Linked DNA regions of Homo sapiens: region 1 is linked to region 2. Evidence: chromatin contacts called from ENCODE Hi-C or POLR2A ChIA-PET data. All regions are on one chromosome and are shown on one strand. Each heading gives the region's core, a stretch centred on a gene start or an enhancer-like site at or near the end of the contact. The rest is flanking DNA. Distances are from core to core; before and after follow the strand shown.

Evidence for each region. Hi-C counts contacts between places; a loop is a spot of excess contacts on that map. ChIA-PET counts read pairs that join two places held with the same protein, here RNA polymerase II (POLR2A).
Region 1: a map of gastrocnemius medialis shows a loop between it and region 2 (18-fold over the local background). The contact joins the enhancer-like site here to the promoter of ZNF879 in region 2. A Hi-C loop is called at or near these places in 1 of 168 maps with a recorded cell type or tissue (gastrocnemius medialis). POLR2A ChIA-PET finds 5 or more read pairs at or near these places in 1 of 52 experiments (WTC11).

What each region holds. Positions count from the first base shown.
Region 1 is chr5:177,573,010-177,577,499 of GRCh38, forward strand. It overlaps FAM193B-DT (FAM193B divergent transcript), which reads left to right. Exons shown (of 3, transcript XR_941274.3): 3 at 2,110-2,530. Among named protein-coding and RNA genes, the nearest start is that of TMED9, 17 kb to the right of the region's middle. Within about 2 kb of position 2,826, at least 2 of the 41 ENCODE cell types and tissues checked have a DNase peak (open chromatin) inside an H3K27ac peak, as active enhancers do.
Region 2 is chr5:179,021,626-179,026,156 of GRCh38, forward strand. It overlaps ZNF879 (zinc finger protein 879), which reads left to right and starts at 2,179. Exons shown (of 5, transcript NM_001136116.3): 1 at 2,179-2,279; 2 at 3,345-3,412. The coding sequence starts at 3,380. RefSeq lists an enhancer at 1,807-2,308.

The sequences.
Region 1 (4,490 bases), core at 1,576-4,075, 1.4 Mb before region 2:
GATTACTGGTTAAGCTACTGTGCTCAGCTTGATAAGGGCTATTTGAATAAAGCTTGCTTTGTACAGATTCATTTCAGCATCGACTCCTCATCTCCAGTGATTATAATGTTCTTCACTTCCTGTTATTAGAAGGGCACCTTTCGGCTGGGCGCGGTGGCTCACGCCTGTAATCCCAGCACTTTGGGAGGCCAAGGCAGGCAGATCACGAGGTCAGGAGATCAAGACCATCCTGGCTAACACGGTGAAAACCCATCTCTACTAAAAATACAAACAATTAGTCGGGCGTGGTGGCAGGTGCCTGTAGTCCCAGCTACTCAGGAGGCTGAGGCAGGAGAATGACGTGAACCCGGGAGGCGGAGCTTGCAGTGAGCCGAGATTGCGCCACTGCACTTGGGCCTGGACGACAGAGCGAGACTCCATCTCAAAAAAAAAAAAAAAAAAAAAAGAAGGGCACCTTTCTCTTGGGAAATTTATGCCCTTCTTTTAGGTAGAAAGTGGGAGGTCAAAGAGCGCTTCCTGCATCTGCTTTGTCTCAATTGCCTTTAGCTTAAAATAATTGATATCTCAAAGTGGCATATTTTGGGTGGCATGTTCTGATTCCCTTCAGGTTCTTAGTTTTCCCCATCCAGCTGGGAACAGTGGCTCATGCTTGTAATCCCAACACTTTGGGAGGCTGAGATCGGCCGATCACTTGAGCCTGGGAGTTTGATACCAGCCTAGGCAACATGGCTAAACCCCATCTCTACAAGAAATACAAAAATTAGCCAGGCATGATGGTTCATGCCTATTTTTCCAGCTACTCGGGAGGCTGAGGCATGAGAATCGCTTGAGCCTTGGAGGCAGAAGTTGCAGGGAGCCGAAATCTCACCACTGCACTCCAGCCTGGGTGATAGAGCAAGACTCTGTCTCAAAAAAAAAAAAATTCCCTATCCTCATTCTTTCCTAAAGTGGCAAGAATAGAGGTGGGACACCCCAGTCCCTGCCTACAGACTTCCTCAGTGTAGCAGATTCTTCACAGCATGTCTGTGGAGCCATGAACAGAAGACGCAGACTCCTCTCTTTCTGTGTCCCTTCGGGCCCAGGTGTCAAGGACTCCCTTCCATCCTAGATAAATCTCTCCACCTGGGTTCTGATTCCACTTCCTCCCGCCTTTTTGAGGACCTGGCTTCTTCTATTTTCTCTTCTGTTATCTTAAATCCTGTTTCTGCTACATTTTCTGCCTAAGAATATAAATGACCTATCAACCTTTTTTTTTTTTTTTTCTTGAGACAGAGTTTCATTCTTGTCACCCATGCTGGAGTTCAGTGGCGAAGCTCCTGGGAAGCTCCACTTCCCAGGTTCAAGTGATTCTCCTGCCTCAGCCTCCTGAGTAGCTGGGATTACAGGCATGCACCACCACACCTGGCTAATTTTTGTATTTTTAGTACAGACGGGGTTTCATCACGTTGGCCAGGCTGGTCCCGAACTCCTGACCTCAGGTGAGCCACTGCCTTGGCCTCCCAAAGTGCTGGGATTACAGGTGTGAGCCACTGCGCCTGGCCTATCAACCCTATTTTTGACAATGACAATAATGAGGATGGACTATATGGCCCTCCTGCAGGTATAGCCCTTCCTTTCTCCCTGCCTTCCAAAAAGCAGAAGACACATTCTCACGTCCCTTTCACTCTTGGCTCCTGTTTTCCTCACGCCAAGAAGCTGCTCTGGATTAGCATGAGAGTAAGGTCTTGGGGGCCTTGGAAACTTCCACCTCCACTGGATCAGCCCTCTCAACGGCTCCAAGGCTGACACTTGCTGCCTTCATGTACCCACATCCCCTGGAGGCCATGGCACCACTCTCCTGACTGCCATCCTCCTTTTGAGCTCTCCCTAATCATCCTTCCTCCCCAGGATTCTGCCCACCTCCTCATCCAGCTTGCTCTATTCTCCTGGCTTTGGAGACAACCTTTGGGTTGGCCACATTGCAGATCTAGCTCCAAGGGAGAGATCTAGAAGGTCAATCTCTCCCTTGACCTTCAGCCTGTTAGAAATGTTGGTTTTTCGGTGCTGTAAAGAAATAGCACTTGAACATAAATTTAATTTCTTCAACAAGGCCATTTTTACTTTTTGCAGAAAGGATACACTCGCCAGCACTTTTGCCACGAGAGTACACTGAACAAAGGAGACAGGGTCATCTATAACCTGACGCGTCCACCTTCCTGCTGTGTCCGGTTTTTATTGGCTGGAACGGGACCTCACATTTTGTATTTGTCCTGATTGGCTAGTAACTTAGAACTTTTTAAAAGAGGCAAAGGCAGAGGAGAACAAAAGAAGGAGGAAGTAACTTGTGGAATGCTGAGAAAGGTAAAAACACCTTCAAATAAGGAAGAGGAACAGGCTATGACCTAATGCTTGCTTGGACCAGTATAAGCATGCCGGGGCAAATATTTAGGCTAAATTGTGGGAGCTAAAAACATAAAGTACATTGATTTCTTTATTACGGCTAGCAGATATTTAAGATGTTAGCACAGGTCTTTGAATAAATTTTGCTTCTAAGAGAAGTTACTATTTATTCCTAATTAGATGGGAAGGAAAGTCTTTGAAGAAGAACCTCTACTTTACTTTTTACAAGCCCTACCCAGCAGTCCTATTTTTCTCTTCTCAGATATCATTCCCTTCAGTGGCTACTTGAAGACGTCATTCTGCCTAAGATCCCTAAACTGCTCCCCCTTATTCTTAGTGGGCCATATCAGAGGGAAATGTCACCTGCCTGCCTGTGATACTCTCCCAAAGCTAACTGAGCTCACACATCTTTGCCTGCTTTTCACCAGGCCAAAGCCAGTGCCCCACCTGTGAACTGATCTTTTGTTCACTTGAGGCCACATGAAACTTGAAACATGAATTGTTGCCCAGTTTCCTGCAGGATGTTCCCGGGCCCACTCCAGTGGGGTTTGGAAGCTGCCCCAGTTTAGGAAACAGATTTCTTTTCTTTTTTTTTGCTTTTTGAGACAGAGTCTCAATCTGTCACCCAGGCTCGAGTGCAATGGCGTGATCTTGGCTCACTGCAACCTCCACTTCCCGGGTTCAAGCAATTATCCTGCCTCAGCCTCCCGAGTAGCTGGGATTACAGGTGTCTGCCACCACTCCCAGCTAATTTTTATATTTTTTAGTAGAGACAGGATTTCGCCATGTTGACCAGACTGGTCTCGAACTCCTGACCTCAGGCGATCCGCCTGCCTCAGCCTCCCAAAGTGCTGGTATTACAGGTGTGAGCCACCGTGCCCGGCCAGGAAATAGATTTCTTAACTCTCAGATCTCCATTAAATTGGCATGTCTAGACCTGTATTTGCAGTCTAGTTATATTTGCACAGTAACAAGTACTGGAGCAGCGCCCTCTCTGATGGAAAGTAGCTCCTGCTGATTGAGTCCCTACTACATGCCAGGTGTTGTGCCCGATGCTTTGCCTTTAGTGTCCCACGGAACATTTAGACTATATTTACGAGGTCAGAAATGGTAAGTGTCTCACTGGAAGGCATGCCACTAGAGAATTTCAGAGCCTGGAAATCAATCCATGTCTGATCCAAACCCTTACTCTATTCCCTATCCCAGCTGCCTTAAGGCTCATTTTAATCATGTTGTCAACTTTCTAGCTCCCAGAGCTCACAGGAGAGACCTCAGGAGGTGGCTGGAGAGATAGAGCAACACTATTCAACTTGAACAGAATAAGACATATATGTTACTTGAAGATTTTCCAGTAGCCATATTAAAAAAAGTATAAAGAAACAGGTGCCTGGCGCGGTGGCTCACACCTGTAATCCCAGCACTTTGGGAGGCCAAGGCAGGCGGATCACGAGGTCTGGAGATCGAGACCATCCTGGCTAACACGGGGAAACCCTGTCTCTACTAAAAAAAAATACAAAAAATTAGCCGGGTGTGGTGGTGGGCACTTGTAGTCCCAGCTACTCAGGAGACTGAGGCAGGAGAATGGCGTGAACCCAGGAGGCGGAGCTTGCAGCGAGCAGAGATCATGCCACTGCACTCCAGCCTGGGTGACAGAGTGAGACTCCGTCTCAAAAAAAAAAAAAAAAAAGAAACAGGTGAAGTTAATTTTATTAATATAATTTATTTATCCAAATGTATTTCAAATATTATCATTTCAACATGTTTTATTTTATTTTATTTTTATTTTTGAAACAGAGTTTCACTGTTGTCGCCCAAGCTGGAGTGCAGTGGTGCGGTCTTAGTTCACCGCAAACTCCGCCTCCCGGGTTCAAGCGATTCTCCTCCATCAGCCTCCGGAGTAGCTGGGATTGCAGGAGCCTGTCACCATCCCCGGCTAATTTTTTGTATTTTCAGTAGAGACGGGGTTTTACCATGTTGGCCAGGCTGCTCTCGAACTCCTGACCTCAGGTGATCCACCTGCCTCAGCCTCCCAAAGTGTTGGGATTACAGGTATGAGCCACTGCGCCTGGCCACATGTACTTTTTTTTTTTTTTAAGACAGGTTTTGTTCTG
Region 2 (4,531 bases), core at 929-3,428:
AGTGCAGTGGCGCGATCTCAGCTCACTGCAACCTCCGCCTCCCGGGTTCAAGCAACTGCCCTGCCTCAGCCTCCCAAATAGCTGGGATTACAGGCTTGAGCCACCACCCCCGGCCAAAACCTGGTTTTTGCTGACATCATAGAACCACCGATTCTTCTCTAGCCGGAGTCTGCCCCAGTGATTTCTTGCTATTCCTTATTCATTTCAGCCAACTTGAGCAGTTCCATCTTCTGTGACTTGTAGCAAATAACACATGCCAACCTTTTATTCCGTCTTTTCTGGCCACTTTTAGGGGTTCCTATTTATCCTCAGAGTTGTGATATTTCATCGAGGATGTATTTTTTATGGGCCATCCCTACCCTAGCTCATTCATTATGCCAAACTCCCTACATTTTATTTACTCTGAAGACTCAGGGCTTCCTCAGCTTGAATGTGTTTTCTGCTATATCTCTATCACTATTTCTGTATGTAATCAATCTGTTATTATTCCCCCTCCCCATTTTCTCTGCTTTCTTCTGAATCTTTTTATTAGATTTTGGGTATCAGAGCACTTGTCTCCTGCATGTCTTCCAAATGTTTCCTCAATTTCTGGTGTTCTGATGGTATTTTTCTAGAGTTGCATTAGATTTGCTCCTTTGAAAATTATATGTGTTTGGGGTTACTTTGAAGAATATGAAGAGAAAAAGGGAGGTAATCATGGGTACTCAGTCTGGCACCTTTTACTTTGTAAATCTCAATGCTATGTTGTTTTGTCAATAATGGTCTATAACTGTCATATCTTTATTATTATTATTTTAAAATAATAATTAAATATAGAAATAACATATGGTCCAGAAATGGAATTGCCCATGTGTTAATTCTACATTTAATTTTTTTTTGAGGAACTGCCATACCGTTTTCCAGCGCAGCGCTACCATTTTACATTCCCACCATTAAGGCACAAGGATTGTTTTCTGGTTTTCTTTTTTTTCCAAATTTTATAATAGCCAACCTAATGAGTGTGAAATCGCAGTGGATGTTTGATCTGCTTTGATCTGCATTCCCCTAATGATTAGTGATGTGCATTATTATCTTTTAACAATATAAAACATCCATTTTGTTCGATTTAATTATTTTTACATTGCAATAATCTTTGTATTGTTGTAACATCGTGATCCAAGATTTCTTTTTCATATTATCTACCTGATATCTCTTAGTCCCTCTCTGCATTTTCTATCTTCAAGTACCCTTTGTGTTTAGGTTTGTCTCTGTAAACGCTAATGTTTGATATTTTAAAAATCAACACTTTCTGAGCACATAGTATTTGGCGTGTACAGTGCCGGTCACCGAGGATGCAGTTGTGATGATAGCGCTGGGAGTTGGGCTTTATTTTACGTTTTAAAGAAGTCACTTCAAAAGAAGTGAGTGCCATGAAGAGGGAAATACTAGGCTTATGCTTTTGTTTTACTCTGAGTGCCAGTAAATATGTAAAGATTACAAAAATTTATTTATTTATTTATTTATTTATTTGAGACAGAGTCTTGCTCTGTCACCCAGGCTGGAGTGCAATGGCGCGATCTGAGCTCACCGCAACCTTCGCCTCCCAGGTTCAAGCGATTCTCCTGCCTCAGCCTCCCGAATAGCTGGGATTACAGGCATGTGCCACCACGCCCGACTAATTTTTCGTGTTTTCGTAGAGACAGGGTTGCACCATGTTGGCCAAGATGGTCTCGGTCTCCTGACCTTGTGATCCGCCCACCTCGGCCTCCCAAAGTGCTGCGATTACAGGCATAAGCCACCGCGCCCGGCCGAGATTATAAAATTTAGACATAATTCATTTTTAATTAAAATCGCAGAATGGACTGTAATAGTTCTGTCACCACCTGCGAATAATCAGCAGCGGCTAGTCTTCCAGATTTAAAAATTCATACTCACTTTTCCGTCTTACTATTTTTGTCATTCTAATTACGAATACAATGGGTGGTTTAGCGGAGGGAGAGTAGTTGGAGCCCAAGCTGAGGGACTCGGCTTCAGCCTTCTCGAACTCCACAGCCCGACCGCGTTCTCCGCTCTCGGCGCTGTGGTTCTCTCTCGGACACCGTAAGTGGTGGTGCCGCAGCGACGTCTGGGAAATGAAGTCCGGAGGGACAAACGCTGCGGTTCAGCCAGGGAAACCCGTCGGCTCTCCGGCGCGCAGGCGCAGTTGCGCCCGGCAGCGACGGGAAACGTCTCTGAATTAGGTGTTCCGCTCGCCTCTTGTGCGGTGTGGAGCTGCGCGCCCCCCGCCGAGGCGGGCCCAGGTACAGGCTGCCGGTGAGGGCGGGCCCGGGGCGTGCGGCTGCCGCGGCGGGACCAGGACGAGGGCTGGCCTCTGCGCGTGTCTGCCGAGTCCCCGGCTCCGGGCGTCCGAGCCGGGGCGGCCTCGGCAGGTGAACCCGGCCCCGGAGGGGGCGTGGCCTGGGAAGGGCCTGGCGGAGGCCGGGAGGGCGCTTCGACGCCGCTGGACTCCTGGGCCGCAGCCTGGGCCGGACTCCGGGGGAAACGGCTCCAGAACAGAAACTGCAAAATGCCGCCTCGGTTCAGGGTCCGGAGCCCTCCGGGCGGTTTTTCGCTCTTAGTGTTTGTGGGTTTAAGCCTCCCCCTACTCCGTTTCCCGGAGTTTAAACTTTAGATTTACTCGTTTTTGGCAGTCTTGCACGTTTGGCAGTGTTTTCCTACAGCCAGTCCTAGAGTGATTTAACTATTTCTTTTTTTATTTACCGTAACCATGTCCACTTGCTACGTTTCTTCCCATTTCTCTAAATTTTAAATCAATTTCTAGCTAGTGATGCTGTTTTCTTGCGCCCTTGTTTTTTTGGGGCCAGGGAGAATGGGTAACGCTACCTTTAAGCAGCTTTGATAACTGTTTTTGATAAAGGAAGTAAATCTTACAAGAGGAAGAAAAGAGGACTAATTTTTGGTTGGCTGTTCCTAAAAAAGAGCATCAGTTCTTCAACTGCTGTTTTTCGTATTGAACAACATCCAAGTGCAGATGTGTGGAATATTGTGTCATTTCCTATTACTTTATCTGAATGAGCCTTGCCTGATTCTGCCCTTGACCCTGTTAAGGCACGGCAGATGGTCTTCATCCCTTCGCTCCTTTCGTCTTTATCGTAAAGCACTGGCAGAAAGGTAGCAGGCCCGGTGACTCTGAACCTGCTTCCCACACTGGTTTAAGTGGCCGGACTTAGGGCCCCTCTGGCCTGGGCAGTTCCAGGCTCCTTCTCTGCAGGTGCTCAGCTTATGGCTTCTAACCTGGTCTGGCCTAATGAGGGTGGGCATGCAGGCTGGATGAAAAGACCTCACAGCTTTTTTCTCCATTCCAGGTGCCTTCTCCAAGAGAGGCAGCAGGGAGGGAGAAATGGCAAGGAGGTTGCTGCCAGCCCATGTACAGGTGAGTGAAGGCTTCTTTTTGCTTGAACTGCCTTCAGGGTCTAGACGTGGTAAACTTCTTCATCTGTTGTTGAGCTTCTCTACCCAGTGAAGCTCAGGGAAGGACCAGAGGGCTTGGTAGCTGAGAAACTCTGGAAGGAAGGTGTTTCCCTTGCCTCAGAGCCTGTCTCATGCTTTTTTTTTTTTTTCTTTCCCTTTTTTGAGACAGGGTCTCACTCTGTTACCCAGGCTGGAGTGCAGTGGCACGGACATGGCTCACTGCAGCCTCAACCTCCCTGGTAGCTGGGACTACAGGCATGTGTGCCACCACACCCAGCTAATTTTTGTATTTTTAGTAGAGACCAGGCTTCAACAAGTTGGCAAGGCTGGTCTTGAACTCCTGACCTCAAGCAATCTGCCCGCCTCAGCCTCCTAAAGTGTTGGGACTATGGGCGTGAGCCACCGCGCCCGGCCCCCAGTCTCATGCTTTTTGACAAAGAATTTAATGGGGCTCCAATGCCAGGCCACTGCCACTACCAGAGCTTTGTGAAAGATCCAGGTGTTTTTGCCCTGTGGAGGACAAAGACACGGAGGAGTTAAATAATTCCTTCCTAACACGGGGAATTTGAAAAAGAGAGGCCCTGTATTCCCAGGACCTTGGGAGGCCAAGGTGGGCAGATCACTTGAGGTCAGAAGTTCAAGACCAGCCTGACCAACATGGTGAAACCCGGTCTCTACTAAAAATACAGAAGTTAGCTAGGGATGGTGGTGCATGCCTATAGTCCCAACTGCTCTGGAGGCTGAGGCAGGAGAATCACTTGAACCCGGGAGGCAGGGGTTGAAGCGAGCGGAGATCATGCCACTGCACTCCAGCCTGCGTGACACAGCGAGACTCCGTCTCAAAAAAAAAAAAAGCCAGGTGTGGTGGGTCTGGTGGTGCGCTCCTGTAATCCCAGTTAGTCCGGAGGCTGAGGCAGGAGAATCACTTGAACCCGGAAGGTGGAGGTTGCAGTGAGCTGAGATTGTGCCATTGCACTCCAGCCTGGTGACAGAGCAAGACTCCATCTCAAAAAAAAAAAAAAAAAAACAAAGAAAGAAAAATATGTCTGAAGGAGATAAGCTTTGTACGCCTTTGTGATTC